2 separate regions of the Homo sapiens genome follow, and region 2 is linked to region 1. A link is an interaction called in ENCODE POLR2A ChIA-PET data of the cell type or tissue named here. Cell type or tissue: K562. All regions are shown on one strand. Each heading gives the region's core, and the rest is flanking DNA. Links, peaks and the distances in the headings are about the cores only.

Evidence for each region. Peaks named below come from ENCODE experiments on the same cell type or tissue, not always from the same donor. Only the 100,000 strongest peaks of a DNase experiment are listed, where the experiment ranks them.
Region 2: POLR2A ChIA-PET joins it to region 1 with 5 read pairs; 3 of 35 experiments call an interaction of 5 or more read pairs at or near these places.

The regions. Positions count from the first base shown.
Region 1 is chr22:21,735,789-21,751,253 of GRCh38, forward strand. It overlaps YPEL1 (yippee like 1), which reads right to left and starts at 6. Exons shown (of 5, transcript NM_013313.5): 1 at 1-6. RefSeq lists a silencer at 1-574 and an enhancer at 11,213-11,382. In K562, for the core only: no CTCF peak of the experiment used is centred there; a DNase peak (open chromatin) is centred at 8,568; H3K27me3 peaks cover 2,942 bases.
Region 2 is chr22:21,875,297-21,890,761 of GRCh38, forward strand. It overlaps the pseudogene MPPE1P2. Among named protein-coding and RNA genes, the nearest start is that of MAPK1, 15 kb to the left of the region's middle. RefSeq lists an enhancer at 7,527-8,288. In K562, for the core only: no CTCF peak of the experiment used is centred there; DNase peaks (open chromatin) are centred at 6,741 and 6,845; H3K27me3 peaks cover 2,254 bases.

The sequences.
Region 1 (15,465 bases), core at 6,495-11,494:
GTTTTGGAGCCGTAGCCCGGCCCAGACGCCGTTAACAGCCTTGGAGCGCGGCGCCGGCCAATCAGCGCGCCATGTCGCCAGCGCCCCGCCCCCATCCTGCCTCCGTTCCGCCCCGCGTCCCGCCTGCCCCGCGCGCCCCCGCCCCGCGCGCTCCGGGCCAAGGAGCTCCGCCAGCTCGCACCCGGCCGGGACGGGCAGGAGCCCACGTGCCGCGGGGCGCGCCGCACTCCCATTGGCTGACCCGCCGGGCGCGGCCTCGGAGCCAGCCTGTAAGGGCCGAGGGACACGGGGGCGGGGCCGCGCGGGGCGGGGCGAGAGCAGGGGCGGGTTCCGCGAGGAGCGCCGCGCTCGGACGCAGGCTGGCTGGGCAGGGACACTCGGCCGGCGGGGCTGGCGGTGGTGGTCACTCGTTCCTCCGGCTCGCGGGGATGGGCCGAGGGCGTGCAGGGCCCGCAGCTCCAGAGGCTGAGGCGAGCTTGCGCGCAGCCTCCTCGTCCAGCGCCGTGCACGTACCGCCCGTCCGCGCGGTCGGCCGCGTTGTAGGGGACGGACGTGGAGGCCGAGGCGAGCTTGTGTGCGCCTGACCAGGGCCCGCCTTGGCCGGACCCCTCCGCGGCCGGGTCCCCAGAATGCGGTCGTCCGTGCTGTCCCGTCCCCACCACCCTCTCTGAACCCAAGGACCTAACCCCCTAGGACCCCCTCGCCACGGAGGACCCCCCGGGTCTGCGTCTGGCCCCTCGCTCTGCTCCAGGACTGCCGCGTCAGACCCTACAGAAAGCCCCTTCCTCTGGGTAGTGCTCCCGACGCCCCGGCAGCCTGCGCCACCCCCACGCCTCTAATGTCACTGTTTTCTTGGTTCCGTATCCCTTCTTTAAAAAAATATATATTATTTGAAAATAGATATGTATTATTTGAATATATATATTTGAAGGCTGGGTGTGGTGGCTCACGCCTGTAATTCCAGTACTTTGGGAGGCCGAGGCAGGAGGATCATTTGAGCCCAGGAGTTCAAGAGCAGCCTGGGCAACATAGTGAGACACTGTACCAAAAAAAAAAAAAGAAAGAAATTAGGCATGGTGGTGCACACCTGTAGTCCCAGCTACCTGTGAGGCTGAGGCGGGAGGATCACTTGAGCCCAGGAGGTCGAGGCCTCAGTGAGCCATGATCGCGCTACTGCACTCCAGACTGGGTGACAGAGCGAGACCCTTCCTCTTGAACAAAAAAAAAAAAAAAGAAAAGAAAAAAACCAAGAAAACAACAAAACCTCTATTGAGGTCACAATGTATATAACATTGTTATCAGCGTCCTCTGGACGTATTCTCTTGTTTTCTGCAACCCACTGTGTATGTAAAGATCTCTTCAAGTCGCTAAATGTACACCTGACTCATAACTTAGATTGTGGCTGGATGTTGCCTTTTTTTTTTTTTTTTTTTTTTTCCTTGAGACAGGAGTCTCGCTGTGTCGCCCAGGCTGGAGTGCAGTGGTGTGAGCTTGGCTCACTGCAACCTCCTCCTCCTGGGCTCAAGCGATTCTCCTGCCTCAGCCTCCCCAGTAGCTGAGACTACAGTTGCCCGCCACTAGGCCCGGCTAATTTTTGTATTTTTAGTAGAGACGGGGTTTCACCATATTGGCCAGGCTGGTCTCGAATTCCTGACCTCAAGTGATCCGCCTGCCTCGGCCTCCCAAAGTGCTGGGATTACAGGCATGAGCCCACGCGCCCGGCCCCATTTAACTATTTTAAAGTGTACAGTTCACTGGTATTAAATACATTCATAATGTTGTGCAACCATCATCATCATCCCTCTCCAGAACTCATCTTGCCTAAGTAAAGCTCTGGACTCAAGAAACAATGACTCCCGTTTCCTTCTACCCCATGCCCCGCACCACCCCATTCTACTTTCTGTCCCTATGAGCTTGACTGCTCTAGGTGCCTCACATAAGTGAAATCATCTAGTATTTGTCTTTTTGTGGCTTACTGTGACTTTTGTGGCTCATTTCACTTAGCATAATGTCTGCAAGGTTCACCGATGGTGTAGCACTGTCACAGTTTCCTTCCTTTTTTTAGGCTGAATGATATTCCATTGTATGTAGATACCACATTTTGTTTCTCCACGCATCTGTCAGTGGACACCTGGCTTGCTGCTTCCATACTTTAGCTATTGTAAATAATGCCACTATGAACTTGATGGTACAAACATCCCTTGGCACCCCTGGTTCCAATTATTTTGGGTATATACCCAGAAGTGAAGTTGCTGGATCATATGGTAGTTCTATGTTGAATTTTTTAAGGCGATTACATACTGTTTCCCAACGTAACTGCACCATTTCACATTCTCTCCAACAGTGTACAAGGCTTCCAGTTTCTGCACATCTTCACCAACTGTTATTTTCTGTTTTTTGACAGTGGCCAGCCTGGTGCATGATGGGTTTGGTTTGCACTTGCCTCGTGATTAGTGGTGTTGAGCATCTTTCCGCGGACTTGGTGGCGTCAAGTGTTGTTAACTATGACCACGTGACCACATGACCTATTTCATTTTATCTGTACAACGTTTCTGTTTGGGGTGATAAAAAAATTTGGAATTGGTAGTGGGAATGGCTGTACAACAATGTGAATGCCACTGAATTGCACCCTTAAAATTGTTACAATGGGCCGGGTGTGGTGGCTATGCCTATAATCCCAGCACTTTGAGAGGCCCAAGTGGGCAGATCACCTGAGGTCAGGAGTTCAGGACAAGTCTGGCCAACATGGTGAAACCACCGTCTCTACTAAAAAAAAAAAATGCAAAAAAAATTAGCTGGGCGTGGTGGTGTGTGCCCGTAGTCCCGGCTACTCAGAGGCTGAGGCAAGAGAATCGCTTGAACCCAAGAGTTGGAGGTTGCAGTGAGCCGAGATGGAACCACTGCACTCCAGCCTGGGCAACACAGTGAGACTCTGTCTCAAAAAAAAAAAAAAAGTTAAAATGGTGAATTTTGTTATGTATATTTTACCACAATAAAAGTAGTAAAAGAAAGTCTACATTGTGATCTAGTACACATTTGGATGAACAAAAAGTTTCATGATTTAATACATACTCTTATTTATTTTGGGCAATGCCCTAACATTTCTATCCTCCTCTGTTTTTATTAACAAAATCCCAGGCACGACCTTCTGGGTGGCCTTGGGCAGCACCATCAGCCAGGCCTGCAGCCTGCCACCCCCGCCTGCCTTGTGGTCGCACCATTTATAATCCACTTTCCCACAGCCCACTCAGGAACACCACCTTCAAGCTCCAGGGCTCCCTCCCTTTAGCGTCCCAGCTCCATGCCTCAGCATGCCCTCCCACTGGGGGCTGCCCTCCCCCATGCCCACTTCCTCCCTAACCCCTTTCCCACACCCCACCCTCGCCTGTCCTGGAGAAATTCAGCCCCCTCCCCCAACTGGGAAACGCACCACTGCAGCTGGCTGCTTACTTTGGGGACACCAGTTTCTAGGGAAGCCTAGTCCTCCTGAAAACCCTCCGCCTGCTGCACCTCCGGGTCTGTGCAGGTTCCACCATCCTGGAAGATGATATCATGCCTCCTCCCCTCTGCTAACTCTGTGTCCAACTTTACAGAGAACATAGAGATGGGAGAGGACTCCTCCCTGCCCCCACTGCTAAACATCCCATCCTAAACATCTGCCCTGCCTGCTGCCATGAACACGTGGCTCGCCCTTAGTCCTGCCCCCCACGGCTTACTGGGCTGCCCCATCAGGGTAGGAGCCGTGCTCTCAGCTCCACGTACCCTCTTTGGCTATGCCCACCTGCTCTGCAACTCTTCAGGGCAAGATGACACAGAAGGGCCTGGCCTGGGCGCCTCCCATGCCCACCTCCCATTCTCAGGGTTCCATCCCAACCGCTCCAACATCATGTCGCAAAACATCATGTCGTCACATCTGGGCTCAGCCTATACCTTACTGGATGGTCCTACTAGCATTTCCTACAGTGGGGCGCTTTTTAAAAACACTTTCTTCACTTAGATTCTGGGGCTCCACTCTCTTCCTCACCAGCCTCCATTTCCCCACCTGCCCTCACCCTCCTGATGTTGGAGGCCCCAAAAGTTCAGCCCTTAGGTCTCCTCCCTTCCCTCCACTGGCCTGACAGGTGATCTCCACCAAGCTCATTGGCAGTGGAAGACCACATGGAGCCTGCTACTGATCAAGTGTGTTCCTCACCAACCACAGTGGCTCATGCCTATAATGGCAGTACTTTCGGAGGCTGAGGCAGGTGGATCCCTTGAGCCCAGGAGCCCAAGACCAGACTGGGCAACATGGTAAAACCTCCTCTCTCTCTCTGTGTGTGTGTGTGTGTGTGTGTGTGTGTGTGTTTAGCCAAGTGTGGTGGCCACACGCCTGTAGTCCCAGGTACTTGGGGGGCTCAGGAGGGAGGATCGCTTAAACCTGGGAAGTTGAGGCTGCAGTGAGCACTCCAGCCTGGGCAACAGAACAAGGCTCTGTCTCAAAAAAAAAAAAGTGTGTTCCTCAGCACAAACCCTCCTCTGACCCCCGAGCTCTCACCTACAGCTGCCCACTCGCAGTCTCACTTGGAGGTCTACACTTTAAACTCAACACATACCAAACCAAGCCTCTGTCTCCACCAGCTCAATTAAGGGCATTGCCATTTTTCAGGCACAGGCCAAATCCTCAGAGTCCTCCTTGACCCCTCTCTTTCCCTCACATCCCAGGTCCAATCCCTCAGCAAGTTCCCAGGCTTCCACTGCTGTCACCAGCACCCAGGGCCTGAGCCACTCTCATCTCTTGTCTAGATTATTGTTATTGCTCAAGTCGCCTCCAAATTACAAACTTTGCCTCCTTAACTTTATTCTTCACTGACTGATTCTTTGAGAACAAAAGCCAGATGTATACCTCCTCGAAAGCCCCAGGTAAAAGCTAGAGTTCATTAATGGGCTGAAGCGATTTGGCTCCTTCCTCTCTCTCCTCCTCCATTTCCTATTACTGCCCCTGCAAGAGTTTAGCCAACTACAAAGCACAAAGTTTTTGTTTGTTTGTTTGTTTGTTTGTTTTTTGAGACGGAGTTGCTCTGTTGCCTAGGCTAGAATGCAATGGTGTGCTCTCGGCTTACTTCAACCTCCACCTCCTGGGTTCAAACAATTCTCCTGCCTTGGCCTCCCAAGTAGCTGGGGTTACAGGCGCCCACCACCACGCCCCCTTAATTTTTTTTATTTTTATTTTTTTTAGTAGAAACGGGGGTTTCACCATGTCGCCGAGGCTGGTCTCAAACTCCTGACCTCAAGTGATCCTCCCACCTCGACCTCCCAAAGTGCTGGGATTACAGGTGTGAGCCACTGCGCTGGGCCCAGAGTTTGTACTGGGTCTCCACATAGGCGTGGGTGATGGCCCAGGAGGAGGAGCTCAGACTCCAGTCTCTCGGTGTGACCCGAAGCGCCACTTCCCTCTGGCAAGACACCTCCAGGACTTGGTGATCAGCTCCCAGAAGCAGGTGCGCAGGCCAGCCCTCTCCCTGGGCAAGGAGAAACCCTTTGCTCTGTCGTCCCCCCATGGACTGCTCTCAGGACGCTCCCACGCCCTTGCTGTTCCCTTCCCTGCAAGGCTCCTCTTCTGTCAGCATCCTGGTCCCAGGGGCCCTCTCTCTGCACACTCAGGACTGCACCCTCCATGCTCTCTTCTCCTTGCATTGGTCTGTATATTTCCCCTTCGCTTGGTTATTGTCGTCTCTCCTCCCCTCCCCAGGATGCGAGCAGGGGTTGGGGAGAGGCCTTGGTGTGTTCTCGGCCGATCGCTGGTGCTGAGAGTGTCACTGACAGCCACTGGGCAGGATGGCTGAGGATTAACTAAGACCCAAGATGCCAGGCACGGTCCATGCTTAGGAAATGCCAGCCTTCCTCCAGGTGCCCAGCTCCTTCCAGGGCAGCATTTCTTGGGAAGAGGCAGGACTGAGGGATAGCAGCAGTGGCTCAGTGAAAGTCCAGAGCTGAGAAAATAGATTTGTACCAGGGAGTTGCCCCACAGTGTTCCCCGGTATCGAAAAACAGCCGCCAGCCAGCAGGCTGTGTGGTTATCCACTCGAAGCCCAACATGGGTGAACAGACCAGGCTACCTATTCCAGGCATGGATAGGAATATGGAGCCCATGAAATTGCTGCAGGGTCGGTGCCCATCACAGGCTCTGCAGCCCTGCACAGAATGACAGCATGTGTTGACTGATGAGGTGGAACCAGACCCGCCTGAGGGCTGAGACACAGTGGAGGCTGAAGACTCCTTAGGGGATCCTGTCTGACTGGGTGTTACAGGCTGACTGTGTCCCTCACATGTGACTGCATTTGGAGAGAAAGTATTTAAAGAAAACATTAAGGTCATGAGGTTGGACCTTAACCAATATGACTAGTGTCCTTATAAAAAGAGATTAGGTGGCTGGGCATGGTGGCTCATGCCTGTAATCCCAGCACTTTGAGAGGCCAAGGCCGGCAGATCACCTGAGGTCAGGAGTTCGAGACCAGCCTGACTAACATGGTGAAACCCTGTCTCTACTAAAAATACAAAAATTAGCCGGGTGTAGTGGTGGGCGCCTATAATCCCAGCTACTTGGGAGGCTGAGGCAGGAGAATCGCTTGAACCCAGGAGGCGGAGGTTGCAGTGAGCCGAGATTGTGCCATTGCACTCCAGCCTGGGCAACAGAGCGAGACTCCAGATAAAAAAAAAAAAGAGAGAGATTAGGCAAGACATGGTGGTTTATACCTCTAATCCCAGCTCTTTGAGAGGGCCAGTCGGGAGACCCCCATCTCTAAAACAAATTATTTTTTTTGGACACAGGGTCTTGCTCTGTTGCTCAGGCTGGTGTGCAGTGGCACGATCATGGCTCACTGCAGCTTCAGCCTCCTGGGCTCAAGCGATCCTCCCACCTCACCCTACCAAGTAGCTGGGACTATAGGCAGGCACCACCATGCTCCACACCTGTAATCCCAGCACTTTGGGAGGCCAAGGTGGGCAGATCACCTGAGGTAGAGAGTTTGAGACCAACCTGGCCAACGTGGTGAAACCCTCTCTCTATTAAAAATACAAAAATTAGCCGGGCGTGGTGGTGCACATCTGTAATCCCAGCTACCTAGGAGGCTGAGGCACGAGAATTGCTTGAACCTGGGAGGCAGAGGTAGCAATGAGCCCAGATAGTGCCATTGCACTCCAGCCTGGGCGACAGAGGGAAGCTCTGTCTCAAAAAAAAAAAAAAAAAAAAAAAGTTTCTATGTTGCCCAAGCTGGTCTTGAACTCCTGGGCTCAAGTGATCCTCCCACTTCAGCCTCCCAAAGCACTAGGATTACAGGTGTGAGCCACTATACCTGGCTTTTTTTTTTTTTTTAATTAGCTGGGTGTGTAGCACATGCCTGTAGTCCCAGCTACTTGGAAGGCTAAGTTGGAAAGATGGCTTCAGCCCAGGAGTTCAAGGCTGTAGTGAGCTATGATTGTGCCACTGCATTCCAGCCTGGGCAACAGAGCAAGACCTGTCTCTTAAAAAGAAAAAGAGAGATTGGCCGGATGCGGTGGCTCACGCCTGTAATCCCAGCACTTTGGGAGGCCAAGGCGGGTGGATCACAAGGTCAGGAGATTGAGACCATTCTGGCCAACATGGTGAAACCCTGTCTCTACTAAAAATACAAAAATTAGCTGGGCGTGGTGGCTCGCATCTGTAGTTTCAGCTACTCAGGAGGCTGAGGCAGGAGAATTGCTTGAACCCAGGAGGCAGAGGCTGCAGTGAGCCGAGAGCGCACCACTGCACTCCAGCCTGAATGACAGAGTGAGACTCCATCTTAAAAAAAAAAAAAAAGAGAGAGAGAGACAGATTAGGACACAGACACGCACAGAGGTATGACCATGTGAGCACACAGGGAGAAGACGCCATCAACAAGCCAGGGAGAGAGGCTGCAGAAGAAACAAACCCTTCTGATGCCTTGACCTTGGACTTCCAGCCTCCAGGACTATGACAAAATAAATTCCTGCTGTTCAAGCCGCCCAGTCTGTGGTACTTTGTTACAGCAGCCCAAGCTGACTAATATACTGGATTTTGGGGGTAGAAAGATACTTACAGCAACTCTCCTCAAGGGTCGCCCAGCCTGCCTTCCACCCAAATCCTGCCTAAATCCTTCGGGTTGGCCAAAATTAAGCTGCTTGCCTTGGTGTAACTTCAGCGCGGGCTAGTAGAATTGCTGTGGACAGACAGGGAACTTAACCTCCTGGGTGCCAGTGGTCTCCTCGGCCAAGTGAGAGGCCGTGCTGTGCGGAGTGCCCTCCAGAGCCCCTGGAGTCTAAAGTTCTGTGACTTGCTAAGACTTTCCTTTATGATTGGAAAGCCCATTAGGAAGCAGGCAGGTGCTGTTGGCATAGCAACCACAAGCCGTCTTATGTTCTTTCCAAATTAAAAATTTTCCAGCTTTAGAACTGAGGAGAGAAAGATGTAAGAGCAGAGATGAAATTAAGTTATTGATGGAAGCGGTTGCCATGGCATTGTGCTGTCCTTGGAGTCTGCCAGCTGCCACTTGATTTCTCCATTTTTCGTGCAAACGAAGGAGTCCAAGAGAAGATAAGGACCAGCCTCCCACAGTGAGGGAGAAAAACAAAACATATGTGTTCATTAGAAAGAGTTGACTCATGATGGGAACCTAAACAATATTTTAAGAGTAGCAGCTGGGCGCAGTGGCTCACACTTGTAATCCCAGCACTTTGGAAGGCTGAGGTGAGCAGATCACGAGGTCAGGAGTTCAAGACCAGCCTGGCCAACATGGTGAAACCCCATCTCTACTAAAAATACAAAAATTAGCCGGGCTTGGTGGTGCATGCCTGTAATCCCAGCTACTCAGGAGGCTGAGGCAGGTGAGTCCCTTGAACCTAGGAGGCAGAGGTTGCAGTGAGCTGAGATTGTGCCATTGCACTCCAGCCTGGGCAACAAAGCCAGACTCCATCTCAAAAAGCAAGCAAACAAACAAACAAAAACAGAGTAGCTATACACCCAATGTGCAGGCCTTCTCAAAACTTACGTGAATCACCTGGGGATTTTGTTAAAATGTGGTTGCTAAAATGGTAAGTCTGGGGTGTGGCCTGAGATTCTGCATTTTAGGCCGGGCACGGTAATCCCGCCTGTAATCCCAGCACTTTGGGAGGCCAAGGTGGGCAGATCACTTGAGGTCAGTAGTTCGAGACCAGCCTGGCCAATATGACAAAGCCCCGCCTGTACTAAAGTACAAAAAAATTAGCCAGGCATGGTGCCACATACCTGTGGTCTCCTCAGCTACTCGGGAGGCTGAGACATGAGGATTGCTTGAACCTGGGAGGCAAAGGTTGCAGTAAGTGGAGATTGCGCCACTGCATGCCAGCCTGGGTGGTGCAATCTTGGCTCTGTCTTAAAAAAAAAAAAAGATTCTGCATTGTATTGTATTGTATTATTTATTTATTTTTGAGACAGGGTTTCACTCTGTTGCCCAGGCTGGAGTGCAGTGGCACAATCACCGCTCACTGCAACCTTCGCCTCCCAGGCTCAAGTGATCCTCCTGCCTCAGCCTCCTGAGTAGCTGGGACCACAGGTGTGCACCACCACACCTGGCTATTTTTTTTTGCATTTTTTGTAGAGATGGGGTTTTGCCATGTTGGCCAGGCTTTTCTCAAATTCCTGGACTCAAGTGATCCACCCGCCCAAAGTGCTGGGACTACAGATGTGAGCCACTGTATCCAGCCCATTATTTTAAATTGTGGTAAAATACACATAGCATAAAATTTACCATCTTAGACTTTTTTTTTTTTTTTTTTAAGGGATGAAGTTTCATTCTGTGGCCAGAGTGCAGAGGTGCAATCACTGCTCACTGCAGCCTTGACCTCCCGGGCTCAAGCAATCCTCCCATCTCAGCCGCCCGGGTAGCTGGGACTACAGGTCCGTGCCACTATGCCCAGCTAATTTTTTATTTTTATTTTTGTAGAGATGGGGTCTCCCTATGTTGCCCAGGCTGGTCTCAAACTCCTGGGCTCAAGCAATCGTCCTGCCTTGGCCTCCCAAAATGCTGGGATTATAGGCATGAGCCACTGCACCTGGCCCACGTTAAGCCTTTTTTAAGTGTACAGTTCAGCAGCGTTAAATGTGTTCACACTGTGCACATCCAATCTCCAAAACACTTTCCATATGGCAAAATGGAAACTGTAACTATTAAATAACAACTCCTCATGTCCCCCTCCCCACAGAGAGTCTGCATTTACGACCACGTGATGACAATGGTGCTGGTCTGTGGCTCACATTTTAAGTGTCAGCTGTCCTTCGGAGCCTTTCTTGGTACCAGGGGCTGAGGTAGGTGCCAGGCAGGCCAGAGTGAACAGGCCATACACTGTGCTTCCCAGGAACTTCCTGGCAAGTGGGGCAAGACACGGGGTGATGAAACTTCAGAGGAGTGGACAGGCTACCTCATTCACACGTGTGACTAGCGTTTGCATGGCGCAGGGAGGATGGAAGCATGGATGGTAATGTGGAGACACTCAGTGACTGCCGCATTTACTTGCTAAGTTTGCTGGACCATTCCCTCATGCTGGCATGTGGGCATTGAAGGCTACTCACCTTATTTTTGCTATTATAAATAATGCTGGTATAAACATCTTTGTATATGTGGCTGTTTCCTCTTGAATTTTTGTCAAGAGAAAAAAAATCTCAGGAATGGAATGACGGAGCCAAACTCATCTTCTTGTTAGCTCCGGTTCCATCTTCCAGATCCCACTGTATTCCTCTACGGTGCTGTTAACAACGCTAAAGGGGATGGATTTCTTTATACCTTTATGGCATTTGGCGGTTATTTTTATTTTATTATTATTTTTTATTTTTAGAGATGGGGTGTCACTCTGTCACCCAGTCTGAAATGCAGTGGCTTGATCCTGGCTCACTGCAGCATTGACATCCTGGGTCAAGTGATCCTCCTGCCTCAGCTTCCCAAGTAGCTAGGACTATAGGTGTGTGCCACCATGCCTGGCTAATTTAAAACAAAATTTTTTTTTTCTTTTTTTTTGTAGAACGGGGCTTGCCATGTTGCCCAGGCTGGTTTTGAACTCCTGGTCTCAAGTGATCCTCCTGCCTTGGCCTCCCAAAGTGCTGGACATTTGGCTTTTATAAGTTCTCTTTTGCTGAAAACCAAAGTAAGGTATATACAAAATGGCACTTCATCTTTAATTTGCGTTTCCCTGTTTACCAACAGTGGATGCTTTCCTCATGTAAGCAGACAGTTTTCTTTCACTGACCATCAGTTGGGGAGGAGGCAAGGTGTCTGTAGTTTCATGATTCTTTACATGTTTTGGAATGGACTTTTCTTATTGGCCACTCACAACAGATATGTCCCCAGGCCCCCGGCCCTCTGTACTGTGGTCATTGTTGGCATATGTGAAATCAGATACAAGATATTCCTCTAGTCCTCTGGTTTGTCCAAGACACTGGATTAATGGTTTCTCCAAGCACACCTAGTGAGCGAATACCCTGACCTTCTGGATTCATCTGTTAGGAAACGCATTGGGTAACAGGTATGGGAATGGGGGTGACTTCCAGTTTCAGTTCCAACATGTGAAGTCATCGCTCCTGCCCTTACATCAAGAACATAACTGAATAAAGTGAAAAGTCAATGGTTTTCTTAGATCCATCAGAGAACTGAGGCCATAGGACAAGCCACCACCCCAAAAGCCAGAGAGACAGGCAAAGGCCAGAAATCACAGTTTGCTGGAAGCAGACACCACCAGGGCCAGGAGCTGGGGGGAAGATTTAAAGGACCCCTTAAATGGCAACTTAGATGAATGGCCGGATTTTGTATGAGTTTGAGAGTTAAAAACTCATTGGGGCTGGGCGCGGTGGCTCATGCCTGTAATGCCAGCACTTTGGGAGGCCAAGGCAGGTGGATCACGAGGTCAGGAGATCCAGACCATCCTGGTTAACATGGTGAAACCCCGTCTCTACTAAAAATACAAAAAAATTAGTTGGGCATGGTGGCGGGAGCCTGTAGTCCCAGCCACTCCGGAGGCTGAGAGAGGAGAATGGCGTGAACCCGGGAGGTGCAGCTTGCAGTGAGCCGAGATAGCACCACTGCACTCCAGCCTGAGCGACAGAGCAAGATTCTGTCTCAAAACAAAAACAAAAACAAAACTCATTGCGGGGGCCAGGCGCCATGGCTCACGCCAGTAATCCCAGCATTTTGGGAAGCTGAGGTGGGTGGATCACTTGAGGTCAGGAGTTTGAGACCAGCCAGGCCAACATGGTGAAACCCCGTTTCTACTGAAAATACAAAAATTAGCCGGGTGTGGTGGCAGGTGCCTGTAATCCTAGTTACTTGGGAGGCTGAGGCAGGAGAACTGCTTGAACCCGGGAGGCGGAGGTTGCAGTGAGCCGAGATTGTGCCACTGCACTGTGATGGAGAGAGACTCCGTCTCAAAACAAAAACAAAAACACCCAACAACCTCATGGGGATCCAGTCTAAGGGGGACTCTCACACTTTTGTTGGTTTTACCTCCAAGGGGCCCCACCAGGTTCTCATAGTGAAGAATGGAGGGAAATCCCTGGTGTTTGACCAGGGAGAAGGGAAAAGCAACCATTTTGAATTGTTCCTAGAGTGTTCTCAACAACAAAGACCAGCCAGCAGGAGAGAAGACCTCCCAGAGCCTTACCCAACACGGGGGAAGGGATACACCCTCTGGTTCTTGCTGGCCCTTGTGACTTACCCAAGAGGGCAAAAAAAGCTGAGATGCACCTGTGAAGGTCACAGCCCAGGGACACAGGCTTACTAAAAGACTGACAGCTAATCATGGGATTCCAGAGCGCTTCCCCTCTGTCCACACCTTGGCACCCCAACTGCAAGGCTCCCGCAAAATACAGAGGGTCACTGCTGAAAGAACCCAAGGCTCAGGCTCCACTTAAGAAAAAGTCTCCAGGGAAAAAACAAAGACAATAGGGGAAAGAGAAACAAAGACACTGAAGAACATTTTAGTCTCTGACATCTACAGCAAAACACAGCCTGTTAGCCAGAAAAACAGAAAAACTTCACACTAAAGGCCTATCCACCTCAGTGTTATTACCCAAAAGATCACATCTTTCAACAAAAAATTGTAAGGCATGCTAAAAGATAAGAAAAAAACACAGTTTGAAGAGACAAAGCAACTGACAGAGCCAGACTCAGATGTCAGAGACTTCGGAATGATCAGACTGAGAATTTAAAATACCTAGGATTAGTATGCTAAGGGCGCTAATGGAAAAAGTGGGACAGGCAAGAACAGATGGGTGATGTAAGCAGAAAAATGGAAGCCTTAAGAGAGGAGCAGGGATTTAAAATGTTTATGTAGATCTGAGCTTCTATCTTATACCATTCTCCTTCCCTCTCAAGAAGTTTTTTTTTTTTTTTTTTTTGAAACAGGGCCTCACTCTATTACCCAGGCTGGAGTGCAGTGGTGCAATCACGGCTCACTACAACCTCTGCCTCCAGGGCTCAAGTGATCCTCCCGCCTCAGCCCCGAAGTAGCTAGGACTACAGGTGTGAGCCACCATGCCCAATTTTTGTATTTTTTGTAGAGATGGGGTTTCACAATGTTGCCCAGGCTGGTAAAGATCTTATTTTAACATTTCTTATAAAGCAGTGCTACTGGCAACAATTTCCCTCTGTTTTTGCTTGTCTAATAAAGTATTTATATTTTAGAGGCAGGGGCTTGCTCTGTGGCTTAGGGTGGAGTGCAGTGGTACGATCCTAGCTCACTGCAACTTTGAACTCCTAGACTCAAGCAATCCTCCCACCTTGGCCTCCCAAAGTGCTGGGATTATAGGAGTGAGCCACTGTGCCTGGCATTTTGTTTTGTTTTGTTTCTGAGACAGAATCTCACTTTGTCTCCCAGGCTAGAGTGCAATGGCATGATCTTGGCTGACTGCAACCTCCGCCTCTGGGTTCTAGCGATTCTCCTGCCTCAGCCTCTCAAGAAGCTGGGATTACAGGTGTCCACCACCACACCTAGCTAATTTTTGTATTTTTAGTAGAGACGGGGTCTCACCATGTTGGCCAGGATGGTCTTGAACTCCTGACCTCAGGTGATCCATCCGCCTCGGCCTCCCAAAGTGCTGGGATTACAAGTGTGAGGCACCGCACCTGGCCTTGTTTTGTTTTTGAGACAGGCTCTTCCTCTGTCACTCAAATTGGAGTACAGTGGTGCCATCATAGCTCACTGCAGTCTTGAACTTCTAGACTCAAGTGATCCTCCTGCCTCAGCCTCCTAAGTAGATGGGACTACAGGGCTTGTGGAACCAAGCTGAGATTTTTTTTTCCTTTTTCTTTTTTTTTTTGGTAGAGGCAGGTCTCACTTTGTTGCCCAGGCTGGTCTCAAACTGCTGGCCTCAAGAAATCCTCCTGCCTTGGCCTCCCAAAGTGCTGGGATTACAGGCGTGAACCACTATGCCCAGCTATTTTATCTCCATTATGAAAAACAGTTTCATTGGACACAATATACTAGGATGGTGGTTTTTCTCTTTCAATACTATGTATAATCAGAGTGGTGGGAGGGGACACCCAATTGTAGAGGGTGAACTTCTTGTTTTTCACCATTAAGTATGTTAGCTGTGGGTGTTTTGTAGATGTTCTTTATCAAGCTAAGAAAGTTCCTCTCTATTCTAATTTGCTGGGAGTTTTTACCATGAATGGATGTCAGATTTTGTTGCTGAGTCTGGTCTGAAGTTCCTGGGCTTAGGTGATCCTCCTGTCTCAGCCTTCTGAGTAGCAGGGAGTACAGTTGCAAGCCACCATGCCTGGCTTCTTTCTGAATCTATCTGATCATATATGATTTTTCTTTTTTAGCCTGTTGATGTGATGATCATAGTTTATTTATTTATTTATTTTTTTGAGGCAGAGTCTCGCTTTGTCGCCTAGACTGGAGTGCAATGGTGCCATCTCGGCTCACTGCAACCTCCACCTCCTGGGTTCAAGTGATTCTCTTGCCTCAGCCTCCCGAGTAGCTGGGATTACAGGCGCGTGCCACCACGCCCAGCTAATTTTTGTATTTTTAGTAGAGACGAGGTTTTGCCATGTTGGCCAGGCTGGTCTCGAACTCCTGACCTCAGGTGATCCACCTGCCTTGGCTTCCCAAAGTGCTGGGATTACAGGCATAAGCCACTGTGCCCGGCCCTGATTTTTTTTTTTAGGCAGGATTTCACTCTGTCTCCCAGGCAGAAGTGGAGTTTTGCCGTCACCACTCACTGCAGCTTTGACTTCCTGGGCCTAGGTGTTGCTCCCACCTCAGCCTCCCGAGGAGCTGGGACCACAGGCACTGGCCACCATGCCTGGCTGTTTGTATATTTTTTGTAGAGATGGGGTTTTGCCACATTGACCAGACTGGTCTTAAACTCCTGGGCTCAAGTGATCTGACTGCCTCAGCCCTAACATGCTGGGATTACAAGTGTGAGCCTGTAAAACTGGCCTGATTTTTGAATGTTGAGCC
Region 2 (15,465 bases), core at 3,867-8,866, 140 kb after region 1:
TCCTGCCTCAACCTCCCAAGTAGTTGGGACTTCAGGTGCATGCCGCCATGCTCAGCTAATTTTTTGTATTTTAGTAGAGACAGGTGTTGCCCAGGCTGGTCTCGCACTCCTGAGCTCAGGCAATCCACCGCCTCAGCCTCCCAAAGTACTAGGATTACAGGCGTGAGCCACTGCACCCAGCCTGTCCCTCTCCTTCTTAAGTGGCTCCCCATCACACTCAGAGTGAGAGCTTTGCTGGCTACCTCTCCACCCTAATCTCCTCTTCTCTCCCTGACCCTTGCTTTCCACGCACCAGCCATGCTAATCTACCCTCAGTACTCTCGTGTCTTTTGGTTTTAGCATGTATCAGTCTCCCTCCCTGTAACATGTTGTCTCTGCGCTATTCCAGCATTGGTGGACATTTAAAACTACCACACTGTTATGGGATGATGCGTCTGACTGTTAATTTTCTCCAGAGAGCGCCTCTTGCCTAGTTCCATGGGCACTAAGCAACCTTATGATTAGAGTTTGGGTTCACTTGTGATTTTCTGATGGGGAAAGTTCCCTGACCAGAGGACAACCCCATTTGGGTCCTATGGCAATGACTGTTCATTCTAAGATGGGGTTTAGTCTCATCGGTCTCTACTGAGTCAGGTTAGCATGAGCCAGGCCCAGAGGGAACAATCATCTAGCTCCGACAACAACAAGTTTCTGGAAACACAGTGGAGAACTAGCCTCTGGAACATGGTAAGACAATAACTAAGCTACCATCTAAGCATAAGGCCGACTACCTGAATGTCTTTCTTACTGACTCAATACGGTGGCAATAATTCACAGATCTGCAGAATCTTAGAAAACAATGGACATCTACCCAGCATTGACTCCTCCTTCTGGTAGCAGCAACCTAGATTTTTTTTTTTTTGAGATGGAGTCTTGCTCTTGTCATCCACGCTGGAGTGCAATGGCACAATCTTGGCTCACTGCAACCTCCGCCTCCGGGGTTCAAGTGATTCTCCAGCCTCAGCCTCCAAAGTAGGTGGGATTACAGGCACTCACCACCATGCCCAGCTAATTTTTGTATTTTTAGTAGAGATGGGGTTTCACCACGTTGGCCAGGCTGGTCTCAAACTTCTGACCTCAGTTGAGCTGCCCACCTCGGCCTCCCAAAGTGCTGGGATTACAGGCATGAGCCACCATGCCTGGCCAACCCAGTTTTTATTTGGTGACCTGTCCCTTCTGCACTCATGTAGTTTGAAGGGCTGGCCTCATCCCCAAGTTCAAGAGAACCATGTGACCCAGGGCTCCCTAATCAGAACACAGACATTGGTTCAAAGGATGGGCATGTGACCTGATTCAAGCCAATGATATTCAGCTCAGACTTTTGCAGAAACTATTAGGAAAAAGGTGTTCCCTTTTTGCTGGGGTGGTGGGAAGTGAATGTGAGTCTGTGGCCAGACATGCCACGATGCAAGAAACACCCTCCGAGAGGAAGACAGAGATGAAGACAATTCCTTCCTGCTGCAGTTTGAGGCTGTATATAGCTAAGCCTGAACTTTAGGTTTCTGTCACTTAAAGCCATAAGAGTTCTGACTAATGCACTACCCAATTAACTCATTTTTCTGCAGAAATTGCTCAGAACTGTGCAATAAATTGTGAGACATGAATCAGAAACTCATGAATGATGAAATGAGAGAAAAGAACTGGCAATGAGCCTTGAAACTAGCTAAAGATAGAGAGATAACGGAATAAAAACACCACTCAGTAGAGACTGATACTGATAAGTTGAAATAATTGTTGCTATGGTAACAAACAAAATGCAAAATAAAAAGTTGAGAACGAAGATCTTTAAAAATAGGGTTTTAAACCTGAGATTATGCAGTGGAAACCAGGGGAGAAGAAAGAGGATAGAAAAGCCAGAGACTATGTCTTTGTTTTATGTAACATGAGGATAAAAGTTATTTAAAAAAATATATAAGTTCATATAATTTTTCAGTGTAAAAAGCCTTATGTATACCTTATAATTCATTACATGAGACGAAAGGAACAACGTAATTCATACAGCAAAAATCAAGAGTCTTAGGAAGTATACTAGATACTTTCCTCACATTTGTAAATTAAAAAAAGAAATGGCAAGAAATTATAAACAAGAATATCAAAACACCAGAAAATTAGAAAATTAGATGAGCAAAGGTTAGATTACGTATAACAAGCCAAATGTAAACAAGTAAAAATGTAAACTTCTAAAATTACTATTTAAAATATTAAAACTTCAGATCACATCAAAAAGCAAACTGAATATATACTGTTGTTTAAAAAGATATGCCTATTTATGTGTGTGTATATATATAGTATGTATATGCATATATATACATATTAGTAGTATGTATACTAATAATATATATAATATAAAAAGGCTTTGTTACTGGACATGGTGGCTCACACCTGTAATCCCACTGCTTTGAGAGGCTGAGGTGGGAGGATTACTTGAGGCCAGGAGTTCAAGACCAGCCAGGTCAACATAGCAAGACTCTGTCTCTACAAAAATAAAAATTAAAAAATTAACTGAGTGTGGTGGTACACACTTGTAGTTCCAGCTATCCAGGAGGCTGAGGCAGGAGAATCCCTTAAGCTCAGGAGTTAGAGGCTGCGGTAAGCTATGATCACATCACTGCACTCCAGCCTGGCCAACAGAGCAAAATCCTGTCTCAAAAAAAAAAAAAGGCATTGTGAAACTAAAGGCACCAAATAACATAACAACACAAAACAAGAAGCAGAGCCGGGTGTGGTGGCACATACCTATCGTCCCAGCTACTCAGGAGACAGAGGCTGGAGGATCACTTAAGACTATTAAGACTGGAAGTTTGAAGCTGTAGTGCCATATGATCATGCTTGTGAATATGCACTGCATTCCAGCCTGGGCAACATAACAAGATCTTGTCTCTTTAAAAAAAAAAAAAAGTCGGCCGGGCGCGGTGGCTCACGCCTGTAATCCCAGCACTTTGGGAGGCCGAGGCGGGTGGATCATGAGGTCAGTAGATCGAGACCATCCTGGCTAACAAGGTGAAACCCCGTCTCTACTAAAAAAATACAAAAAATTAGCCGGGCGCGGTGGCGGGCGCCTGTAGTCCCAGCTACTCGGGAGGCTGAGGCAGGAGAATGGCGTGAACCCGGGAAGCGGAGCTTGCAGTGAGCCGAGATTGCGCCACTGCAGTCCGCAGTCCGGCCTGGGCGACAGAGCGAGACTCCGTCTCAAAAAAAAAAAAAAAAAGTCTATAGGAACACAGCTAATAGAAACACAGTTATAGGCTGGGCTCAGAGGCTCACACCTGTAATCCCAGTGTTTTGGGAGGCCAAAGCAGGAGGATTTCTTGAGGCCAGGAGTTACAGATCATCCTGGGCAATGTAGCGAAGCCCCTCTCTAAAAAAAAAAAGTTTTAAAAATTAGTCACGTGTGGTGGCATGCATCTGCAGTCCTATCTACTTGGGAGACTGACATGGAAGGATGGCTTGAGCTCAGGAGTTTGAGGCTGCAGTGAACTATAATTATAGTAAAATATGATATACCATTATCAGACTGTGACATATAAACAAAAATAAAGATGAGCTAAACAGCAGAATTAGTAAGGTATAAAAACTTACGCTGTGTCCTCCACCTACATAAAATACATCACCACCACTCCCAGTATCTCTGGAACATTGACAACAACTTATCCTTTACTGGACCACAAAATTTGTTTGTTTGTTTTTTTTTTTTTTTGAGATGTAGTTTCGCTCTGTTGCCCAGGCTGGAGTGCAGTGGCACGGTCTCAGCTCACTGCAACCTCCATCTCCCTGGTTCAAGCAATTCTCCTGCCTCAGCTTCCCAAGTAGCTGTGATCACAGGCACCCACTGCCACGCCCTAAGTTTTGTATTTTTAGTAGAGACTGGGTTTCACCATGTTTGCCAGGCTGGTCTCCAACTCCAGCCCTCAGGTGATCTGCCCACCTCGGCCTCCCAAAGTGCTGGGATTACAGGCATGAGCTACCACACCTGGCCCACAAAATTTTTTAATAAATCCAAATAAGCAAAAATTGTTGAGGTCAAATCCTCTGATCACAGCACAGTTTAACAAATGAACAATCATACGAAGTTTAAAATTAACAAACATCCTACTAAGTGCTTTATTAGAACATTAGCAGACATTCTACTAAGATTTCAGTCAGATGGCCGGACGCGGTGGCTTACACCTGTAATCCCAGCACTTTGGGAGGCCGAGGAGGGCGGATCAACTGAAGTCAGGAGTTTGGAGACCAGCCTGGCCAACATGGTGAAACCCTGTCTCTACTAAAAATACAAAAATTAGCTGGGCGTGGTGGTGCATGCCTGTAATCCCAGCTACTTGGAGGAGGCTGAGCGAGGAGAATCACTTGAACCTGGGAGGCAGAGGTTGCAGTGAGCCGAAATCGCGTCATTGCTCTCCAGCCTGGGCGACGAGTGAGACTCCATTTAAAAAAAAAAAAAGGTTTCAGTCGGGAAGCCAGGTGCAGTGGCTAGCACCTATAATCCCAGCACTTTGGGAGGCTGAGGCAGGTGGATCACTTGAGGTCAGCAGTTCAAGACCAGCCTGGCCAACATGGTGAAACCCAAATTAGCCAGGCGTGGTGGCAGGTGCCTGTAATCCCAGCTACTTGGAAGGCTGAGGCAGGAGAATCACTTGAGCCCAGGAGGCAAAGGTTGCAGTGAGCCGAAATTGGGCCGTTGCACTCCATCTTGGGCGAGTGAGACTCTGTCTCTCAAAAAAAAAAAAAAGGTTTCAACCAGAAAGGAAATAATACAGTAACAGGCCAGGAGCATGATGGCTAACACCCGCAATCTCAGCCCTTTAGGAAGCAGAGGTGAGAAAATTGCCTGAGGCCAGGAGTTTGAGACCAGCCTGGGCAACAAAGTGAGACCCTGTCTCTAAAAAAATTCAAAAAATAGGCCGGGCACGGTGACTAATGCCTGTAATCCCAGCACTTTGGGAGGCTGTGGTGGGCGGATCACGAGGTCAAGAGATCGAGACCATCCTGGCCAACATGGCAAAACCCCGTCTCTACTCTAAATACAAAAATTAGCTGGGCATAGTGGCGTGCGCCTGTAGTCCCAGCTATTCAGGAGGCTGAGGCAGAATTGCTTGAAACCAGGAGGCGGAGGTTGCAGTGAGCCAAGATCATGCCACTGCACTCCAGCCTGGCAACAGAGAGAGACACCATCTCAAAAAGAAAAAAAACAGAAAAAATTTTTTAAAAAAATTAGCTGACTGTGGTGGTGCATGCCTATAGTCCCAGCTGCTCGGGAGGCTGAGGGTGGAGGATCCCTGGAGCCTGGGAGTTCCAAGTTACAGTGAGCTATGATTGAGGCTCACTGCATCCTCAACCTCCTGGGCTCAAGCCATCCTCCTACCTCAGTCTCCCAAGTAGCTGGGACTACAGGTGTGTGCCACCATGCCCAGCTCATTTTTTTATTGTTTGTAGAGACAAGATCTTGGTATGTTGCCCAGGCTGGTCTCAAACTCCTAGGCTCAAGCAATCCTGCCTTGGTCTCCCAAAGTGCTGGGATTATAGGTGTGAGTCACTGTTCCCAGCCGAGACACTGTCTCATAAAAAGAAAAGAAAAGAAAAAAAAAAAAAAGGCTGGGTGCAGTGGTTCACACCTGTAATCCCAGCACTTTGGGAGGCAGAGGCAGGCAGATCACCTGAGGTCAGGAGTTTGAGACCAGCCTGACCAACATGGCAAAACGCTGTCCCTACTAAAAACACTAAAAATTAGCTGGGCGTGGTGGCAGGCACCTGTAATCGCAGCTACATGGGAGGCTGAGGCAGGGAGAATTGCCTGCACCTGGGAGGCAGAGGTTGCAGTGAGCTGAGATCATGCCACTGCACTCCAGCCTCGGCAACAGAGCAACACTTTAAAAAAAAAAAAAAAGAAGAAGAAGAAAGAAGGAGAGATAGAGAAAAGCAAAGAGGAGAAGAGAAAAGAAAGAAAAGAAAAGAGAGAGGCTGGGCATGGTGGCTCATGCCAGTAACCACAGCACTTTGGGAGGCCAAGGTGGGCGGATCACGAGGTCAGGAGATCAAGACCATCCTGGCTAACATGGTGAAACCTTGTCTCTACTTAAAATACAAAAACATTAGCCGGGCGTGGTGGCGGGCGCCTGTAGTCCCAGCTACTTAGGAGGCTGAGGCAGGAGAATGGCATGAACCCAGGAGGCGGAGCATGCAATGAGCCGAGGTCGTGCCACTGTACTCCAGCCTGGGTGACAGAGCGAGACTCCGTCTCAAAAGAGAGAGAGAGAGGGAGGGAGGGAGAGAGAGAGAGAAAAAAAAAAGAGAGATGCAGTAACACTCTTTGGAAAATCATGAAAATAATACAACTACTACTACAAACTTGGAAGACAATTCCTTTAATATTAGGCTGGGGTGGCCCCTGGCATTGATATTATATAACATTGCTTTGGCCCAAATAAGAGCAGCTGCCTTTTATCTCCTTTTCGGGGTTCCTCTTATCTGCCCATTCCTTAAATTCTAGTGTGTCCTCCCCTTACCAGTTAGAATCTTTCAGCTGTAAGTCCAAAAAGCCCTAAGTCAAACACGAACAGGACCAGGGTGAGCTGAGTGAGGCACCTGGGGTGTACATTTAAGGAGATGCTCACTCTCAGGGTTGGCAAGTGTAGCATCAGCATCCGAGAGTGAGCACCTCCTTCAATATTCTGTCCTAGGTGCTCAACTAGGACACAACTTTGGTTCTGGCCAAACTCAGTTGGTACAAACAGTAAAGGCACATGCTTTCTCATCTAACACAGGTAGGGGTCTGACTCCTCTTCTCTGCTCTTTTTGAGGCACTGCCCTCCTCTCTGTGTTGGCATTATCCTCAAGCAAGTCGGGAGGTGGCTGTAGTGGATCCAGACAGCACGTGGTACCACACTATTCAAAGGCAGAAAGGGACTGTCCCTCTGGGAGCCTCCTCAGGAGTAAGAAGCCCCCCAGCAGCAGCAGTCTTCCCCTCATGCTTCACTGGCATGCTAGGTTGCATGCCCACCCTATCTAATCACCATTTCTACTTATAGTATTTTCTAGTTTTTTTTGTTTTTTGTTTTTTGTTTTTTTTGAGAGGGAGTCTTGCACTGTCACCCAGGCTGGAGTGCAATGGCGTGATCTCAGCTCACTGCAACCTCTGCCTCCCAGGTTCAAGCAATTATCCTGCCTCAGCCTCCTGAGTAGCTGGGATTACAGGTGCCTGTCACCATGTCTGGCTAATTTTTGTACTTTTAGTAGAGTCAGGGTTTCGCCATGTTGGCCAGGCTGTTCTTGAACTCCTGACCTCAGGTGATCCACCTGCCTCAGCCTCCCAAGTATTGGGATTACAGGCGTGAGCCACCGTGCCCGGTCGAGAACTGTTCTTAATTTAAAAAAATGAATTAACTTACAGTAAAACTGACTTTTAAAATGTACACAGTAGTAGTTCTATTAGTCTTTTGGTTTTTGGTTTGTGTTTTTTTTGAGGCAGAGTCTCACTCTGTTGCCCAAGCTGGAGTGCAGTGGCATGATCATGGCTCACTTCAGCCTTGACCTCCTAAGCTCAAGGGATTCTCTCACCTCAGCCTCCCTAGTAGCTAGGACTATAGGCATGTAACACCATGTCCAGCTAATTTTTTTTTTTTTTTATTGATCATTCTTGGGTGTTTCTCGCAGAGGGGGATTTGGCAGGGTCACAGGACAATAGTGGAGGGAAGGTCAGCAGATAAACAAGTGAACAAAGGTCTCTGGTTTTCCTAGGCAGAGGACCCCGCGGCCTTCCGCAGTGTTTGTGTCCCTGGGTACTTGAGATTAGGGAGTGGTGATGACTCTTAACGAGCATGCTGCTTTCAAGCGTCTGTTTAACAAAGCACATCTTGCACCGCCCTTAATCCATTTAACCCTGAGTGGACACAGCACATGTTTCAGAGAGCACAGGGTTGGGGGTAAGGTCACAGATCAACAGGATCCCAAGGCAGAAGAATTTTTCTTAGTACAGAACAAAATGAAAAGTCTCCCATGTCTACCTCTTTCTACACAGACATGGCAACCATCCGATTTCTCAATCTTTTCCCCACCTTTCCCCCCTTTCTATTCCACAAAACTGCCATTGTCATCATGGCCCGTTCTCAATGGGCTGTTGGGTACACCTCTCAGACGGGGTGGTGGCCGGGCAGAGGGGCTCCTCACTTCCCAGTAGGGGCGGCCGGGCAGAGGCGCCCCTCACCTCCCGGACGGGGCGGCTGGCCGGGCGGGGGGCTGACCCCCCCACCTCCCTCCCGGACGGGGCGGCTGGCCGGGCGGGGGGCTGACCCCCCCACCTCCCTCCCGGACGGGGCGGCTGGCCGGGCAGAGGGGCTCCTCACTTCCCAGTAGGGGCGGCCGGGCAGAGGCGCCCCTCACCTCCCGGACGGGGCGGCTGGCCGGGTGGGGGGCTGACCCCCTCCCTCCCTCCCGGACGGGGCGGCTGGCCAGGCGGGGGGCTGACCCCCCCACCTCCCTCCCGGATGGGGCAGCTGGCCAGGCAGAGGGGCTCCTCACTTCCCAGTAGGGGCGGCCGGGCAGAGGCGCCCCTCACCTCCCGGATGGGGCGGCTGGCCAGGCGGGGGGCTGACCCCCCCACCTCCCTCCCGGACGGGGTGGCTGCCGGGCGGAGACGCTCCTCACTTCCCAGACGGGGTGGCTGCCGGGCGGAGGGGCTCCTCACTTCTCAGACGGGACGGCTGCTGGGCGGAGGGGCTCCTCACTTCTCAGACAGGGCGGTTGCCAGGCAGAGGGTCTCCTCACTTCTCAGACCGGGCGGCCGGGCAGAGACGCTCCTCACATCCTGGACGGGGCGACAGGGCAGAGGCGCTCCCCACATCTCAGACGATGGACGGCCGGGCAGAGACGCTCCTCACTTCCTAGATGAGATGGCGGCCGGGAAGAGGCACTCCTCACTTCCTAGATGGGATGGTGGCTGGGCAGAGACGCTCCTCACTTTCCAGACTGGGCAGCCAGGCAGAGGGGCTCCTCATATCCCAGACGATGGGCGGCCAGGCAGAGACGCTCCTCACTTCCCAGACGGGGTGGCGGCCGGGCAGAGGCTGCAATCTCGGCACTTTGGGAGGCCAAGGCAGGCTGCTGGGAGGTGGATGTTGTAGCGAGCCGAGATCACGCCACTGCACTCCAGCCTGGGCACCATTGAGCACTGAGTGAACGAGACTCCGTCTGCAATCCCGGCACCTCGGGAGGCCGAGGCTGGCGGATCACTCGCGGTTAAGAGCTGGAGACCAGCCCGGCCAACACAGCGAAACCCCGTCTCCACCCAAAAAATACGAAAACCAGTCAGGCCTGGCGGCGCGCGCCTGCAATCGCAGGCACTCGGTAGGCTGAGGCAGGAGAATCAGGCAGGGAGGTTGCAGTGAGCCGAGATGGCAGCAGTACAGTCCAGCTTCGGCTCGGCATCAGAGGGAGACCGTGGAAAGAGGGGAGAGGGAGAGGGAGAGGGAGCTCTTATTTTTATAAAGCTAAAAATATCAATTGTACAAACACCCTAGGGTAGGGAAAAAAAACAAAAAAAACCTCTATTCTAGATAGTAACCAACTTTATCCTAAATGTTGTAAATCTGGCAAAATTTAAGGAAATATGCTGGATAGAGTCCTTGAATACATTTACAAAGATTCCACTTTAACAAATAACATTTAAAGTTAGATGGCTAGGCGCGGTGCCTCACGCCTATAATCCCAGCACTTTGGGAGGCTGAAGCAGGCGGATCACTTGAAGTCAGGAGTTTGAGACCAGCCTGGCCAACATGATGAAACCTGTCTCTACTAAAAATACAAAAATTAGCTGGGTGTGGTGGCGGGTGCCTGTAATCCCAACTACTCGAGGAGGCTGAGGCAGGAGAATCACTTGAACCAGGGAGGCAGAGGTTGTAGTAAGCTGAGATCACGCCACTGCACTCCAGCCTTGGTGACAGAGCAAGACACCAGCTCAGGGGTGCTCCAGTTCCCTTCATCAAAGATATCCCCCAGGATGAAGACGACTTCCGGCTGCAGCAACCACAGAGCTGTCTGGAAGGCTCTCTCCATCTGCCATTCCCTTCGTAATTTGTCCAGCCAGTGGCCTAGGAATTCCCCAAGCAAATGGGTGTCAGCCAAAAACATGGCTTTGAGCACAGGCTCACGTGTGGTCTGTTCACCATCAGAGGCTGTGGTTTTCACTTCAGGCCAATTACACTGAAAGATCGCTAAGTAATAGATTAAAAATTCACAAAATAGAAGCACAGCAAAGACAACAGCTATGAGTTTCAACAGCAATGAACTCTTCCTCTTTAATGGATGAAAATTCTGTCTTCCAAACCCCAATTCGATCATCGCCATTTCTCAAGCAACAACAAATCCATCAAGGGTTCACCACGAGAAAACTGCAGAGCCCTGGGGAGGGTGATGGCATTCAGGTCTTAGCTGGGCACCTATAATTTTCCAGGAAAATCACCAAGTCACCTCATCTTTTAAAGACAGAGAGATTGGTACGAGGCTCTAAGTTGGCATCTGCTCCCCAAAATCAGAATTCATTTATAATAGCCATGCTTTCCAGCTCTGCGCACAATGCCAGGCAGATGGGGAGCACCGGGCGGTGCGGGAGCCCTTTCACCAGGGCAGGGTGGCTTCAGTGGCCAAGGGACCCGGGAACTGCCGCTAATTTTTGTATTTTTTTGCAGAGACCGGATTCCACCATGTTGCCCAGGCTGACCTCAAACTCCTGGTCTCAAGTGATCCACTTGCCTTGCCTTGGCCTCCCAAAGTGCTGGGATTAAGTTCTGAGTCTTAACACATGTATAGAGTTAGTAACTATCCCTACAATAAAGCTATACAAGACTTCATCACCATCCTCCACCCAAAAAACTCCCTTGTGTTGTCCCTTTATAGTCATATTCTCCCCTACCCTGAAACCCTAGCAACCAACCCATTGGTCTGTTTGCTATCACTATAGTTTTGTATTTTCAAGAATGTAATATATATATATGGAATTATAAAGTGTCTTAGTTTGGGCTGCTGTCACAAAATACTATACGCTGGTGGCTGAGACAGCAAGCATTGATTTCTCATGGTTCTGGAGGCTGGGAAGTACAAGATCAAGGCACTGGATGACCTGGTATCTCTTAAGAGCCCACTTCCTGGCTTGCAGACAGCTGCCGTTTCACATATACTCACATGGTCAAGAGACAGCTGATCTCTCTTGTGTCTCCTCTTTAAGAGCACGACTCCTTTTCTTTTTTTCTTTCTTTTTTCTCTTTCTTTTTTCTTTTTTTTCTTTCTTTTTTCTTTTTTTGAGACAGAGTCTCACTCTGTCACCCAGGCTGGAGTACAGTGGCATGATCTCGGCTCTGCAACCTCCACCTCCCAGGTTCAAGCAGTTCCCTTGCCTCAGCCTCCCGAGTAGCTGGGACTACAGGTGTGTGCCACCACATCCAGCTAATTTTTGTATTTTTTAGTAGAGACGGGGTTTCACCATGTTGGCCAGGATGGTCTTGATCTCCTGACCTCGTGATCTGCCCGCCTTGGACTCCTAAAGTGCTGGGATTACAGGCATGGACCACCGCGCCCAGCCACACAATTTGTGTATCCTTTCAGCAATGGAAGGACATTGGTTGTTTTCCAGTTTGGGGCGGTTATGAATACAGCTGCTCTAAACATTTATGTATAGGTTTTTATATGATCATAAGTTTCATTTCTCTAGAGTAAACACTCAGGAGTGGGACTGCTGGATGATATGGTAACTTTATTGAAAAAAAAAAAAAAAAAGGCCCAGCGCGGTGGCTCACGCCTGTAATCCCAGCACTTTGTGAGGCCGAGGCGGGCTGATCACGAGGTCAGGAGATCGAGACCATCCTGGCTAACACAGTGAAACCCCATCTCTACTAAAAATACAAAAAAATTAGCCGGGCGTGATGGCAGGCGCCTGTAGTCCCAGCTACTTGGGAGGCTGAGGCAGAAGAATGGCGTGAACCCGGGAGGCGGAGCTTGCAGTGAGCCAAAATCACGTCACTGCACTCTAGCCTCGGCGACAAAGCGAGACTCCGTCTCAAAACAAAACAAAACAAAACAAAAACTTGGTCGGGCACGGTGGCTCAGGCCTGTAATCCCAGTACTTTGGGAGGCTGAGGTGGGTGGATCATGAGGTCAGAAGTTGGAGACCAGCCTGGCCAATGTGGTGAAGTCCCATCTCTACTAAAAATACAAAAATTAACTGGGCATGGTGGCAGTTGCTTGTAATCCCAGGAGGCTCAGGCAGGAGAATCACTTGAACCTGGGAGGTGGAGGTTGCAGTGAGCCGAGATCGTGCAATTGCACTGCAGCTTGGATGACAAGAGTGAAACTCCGTCTCAAAACAACAACAACAAAAAAAAAAAACTTGCCAAACTGTTTTTCAGAGTGATGGTGTATTTTATATTCCCCACTTATGGCATTGTCAATATTTTTTATTTTAGCTATTCTAGTAGATGTGTGTAGTGGTATCTCCTATGTTTTCTTTCTTTCTTTTCCTTTTTTTTTTTTTTTTGAGATAAGGTCTCACTCCATCACCCAGGCTGCAGTGCAGTGGCACAATCATGGCTCACTGTAGCTTTGACCTCCTGGGTTCAAGGGAATCCTCCCCTCTCAGTCTCTTGAATAGCTGGGACTACAGGTGTACACCACCATGCCTGGCTAATTTTTGTATATTTTGTAGAAATGAGGTCTCACTGTGTTCCCCAGGCTGGTCTTAAACTCCTGGACTCAAGCAATCCTCCAATCTTGGCCTCCCAGAGTTCTAGGATTACAGGCATGTGCCACCATGCCCAGTCTATGTCTTATTATGAAGGTTTTACAGTTTTACATTTTACATATAGGTCTCTGATCCATTTTGAGTTAATTTTTGCATAAGATATGAGGCTTTAGATTGAGGATCATTTTTCTGCCTATGGAGGTCCAATTGTTCCAATACCATATGTTGAAAAGACTAGTCCATCGAATTGCCTTTGCAGCTTTGTAAAATAAATCAATGGACAGAAGATGACATCAGGGAACATGGTAGAGTAGGGATCTATGGGAATCTTTCTGCCCATGGAAACAATAATTGGAGGAGCAGAAACTGCCTGAAGTAACTATTAGGTTGGTGCAAAAGTAATTGCGGTTTTTGCCATTACCGCAATTACTTTTCCACCTACCTATATTTTGGAATTCTGTGATGTAGTAGAATACTTGCATCGACCAGGAGAAAGTTTGATGAACAGGTGGGTAATTTTTTTTTTTTTTTTTTGAGACAGAGTGTCACTCTGTGACCCAGGCTGGAGTGCAATGGCACGATCTCTGCTCACTGCAACCTCTGCCTCTGGGGTTCAAGTAATTATCCTGCCTCAGCAATCCCAAGTAGCTGGGATTATAGGCACCCGCCACTATGCCTGGCTAATTTTTTGTATTTTTAGCAGAGACGGGTTTCACCATGTTGGTCAGGCTGGTCTCGAACTCCTGACCTCATGTGATCCGCCCGCCTCAGCCTCCCAAAGTGCTGGGATTACAGGCGTGAGCCACCGTGCCTGGCCTGTCTTAGTCACCATGCCTGGCTAATTTTTGTAGTTTTAGTAGAGACTGGGTTTTTCGCCACGTTGGCCAGGTTGGTCTTGAACTCTTGGCTTCAAGTGATCTGCCTGCCTGAGCCTCCAAAGTGGTGGGATTACAGGGGTTAGCCACTGCGTCGGCGAGGCGGGTAAAATTTTTTTTTTTTTTTTGAGACAGAGTTTCACTCTGTTGCCGGGCTGGAGTGCAGTGGAGCAATCTTGGCTCACTGCAACCTCTGCCTCCTGGGTTCAAGCAATTCTTCTGCCTCAGCCTCCCAAGTAGCTGAGACTACAGGCGCGCACCACTACGCCCGGCTAATTTTTATATTTTTAATAGAGACGGGTTTCACCATGTTGGCCAGGATGGTCTCGATCTCTTGACCTCGTGATCCACCTGCCTTGGCCTCCCAAAGTGCTGGGATTACAGGCTTGAGCCACCGCACCTGGCAGAGGCGGGTAAATTTTGATTTTACTTTTTCACATAGCAGGGGCTGCCATCTCTTATCCCCCAACCCCATGACAGGCAGCTGTGGGGACTGCAGTTCCCCATTCCTGGTGCAGCTTGCTGGACCTGGGGTGAGCAATAAGGACCTTGTCTTCCAAAAGTCAGAGTTGTGGGTTCTGATTATTGATTGTTGTTTTTGATTGCTGAGAGGCCAGCACAGAAGTTGGCCATTGTTTATATATCCACAGGCTGAAGCAACTTACCAAACATGAGGGGATTTAAAGAAACAGGACCTAGGTACTTTTTCCCTCTTGAGAACCAGACATTTAAAGAAATCTCTCATCAGGTCACTGGCTGACCCCAGAGACAATGGAAGAAAAATTTCAGTGAAAACACACAAGGAATACTTGCTTTACAAAAATAGCTTAGAAAAGTCACAAAAGGATGGTTCCAGCCATCAACAAGCAAAACCCAGCAATTCCTGAGGAGTGAGAGAATTAAGACTGCAGAACTACCACAACATAAGGCTCAGAATGTCCAGTTCACAGTAAAAAAAAAAACTACAGAATAGGCCAGGCGCGGTGGTCATGCCTGTAATCCAGCACTTTGGGAGGCCGAGACGGGTGGATCACGAGGTCAGGAGATCGAGACCATTCTGGCTAACACTGTGAAACCCTATCTCTACTAAAAATACAAAAACATTAGCCAGGCATGGTGGCGGGCGCCCAGCTACTCAGGAGGCTGAGGCAGGAGAATGGCATGAACCCGGGGGGCGGAGCTCACAGTGAACGGAGATCGCGCCACTGCACTCCAGCCTGGGCAACAGAGTGAGACTCCTTCTCAAAAAAAAAAAAAACAAAAACCAAGAACTACAGAATATACAAAGAAACATGAAAGTATGGCCCATTGAAAGGAAAAAAAATTGATGGAAACCATCCCTGAGAAAGCCTAGACATCAAAATTATTAGTGAAATACATTAAACCAACTGTCTTTAGTATGTTCAGTGAGCTAAAGGAAGACATGGAAAAGAACCAAAGTAAAAAAAACTGTTGTCTGAACAAAATGAGAATATCAATAAAGAGATAGAAATTAGCAAAAGTAACCAAAAAGATATTGTGAAATGAAAAGTGTAAAAACTGAAGTGAAAAACTCACTGGAGAGATATAACAGCAGATTTGAGCAGGCAGAAAGAAAGAAACGGTGAATGTGAAGACATTTGAAATTATCTAATCAGAGGAACAGAAAGAAGAAAAAAGAATTAAAAAGACTAAATAGGCCTAGGGAACTGTGGGACATCATTAAGTGGGTAAACATATGCTTTATAAGCATCCCAGGAGGAGAAGAGAAAGAGAAAAAGGGGCAGAAAAAATATTTTGGGGAAATAAAGGCTAAAAACTTCCATAATCTGATGACAGACATGAAGA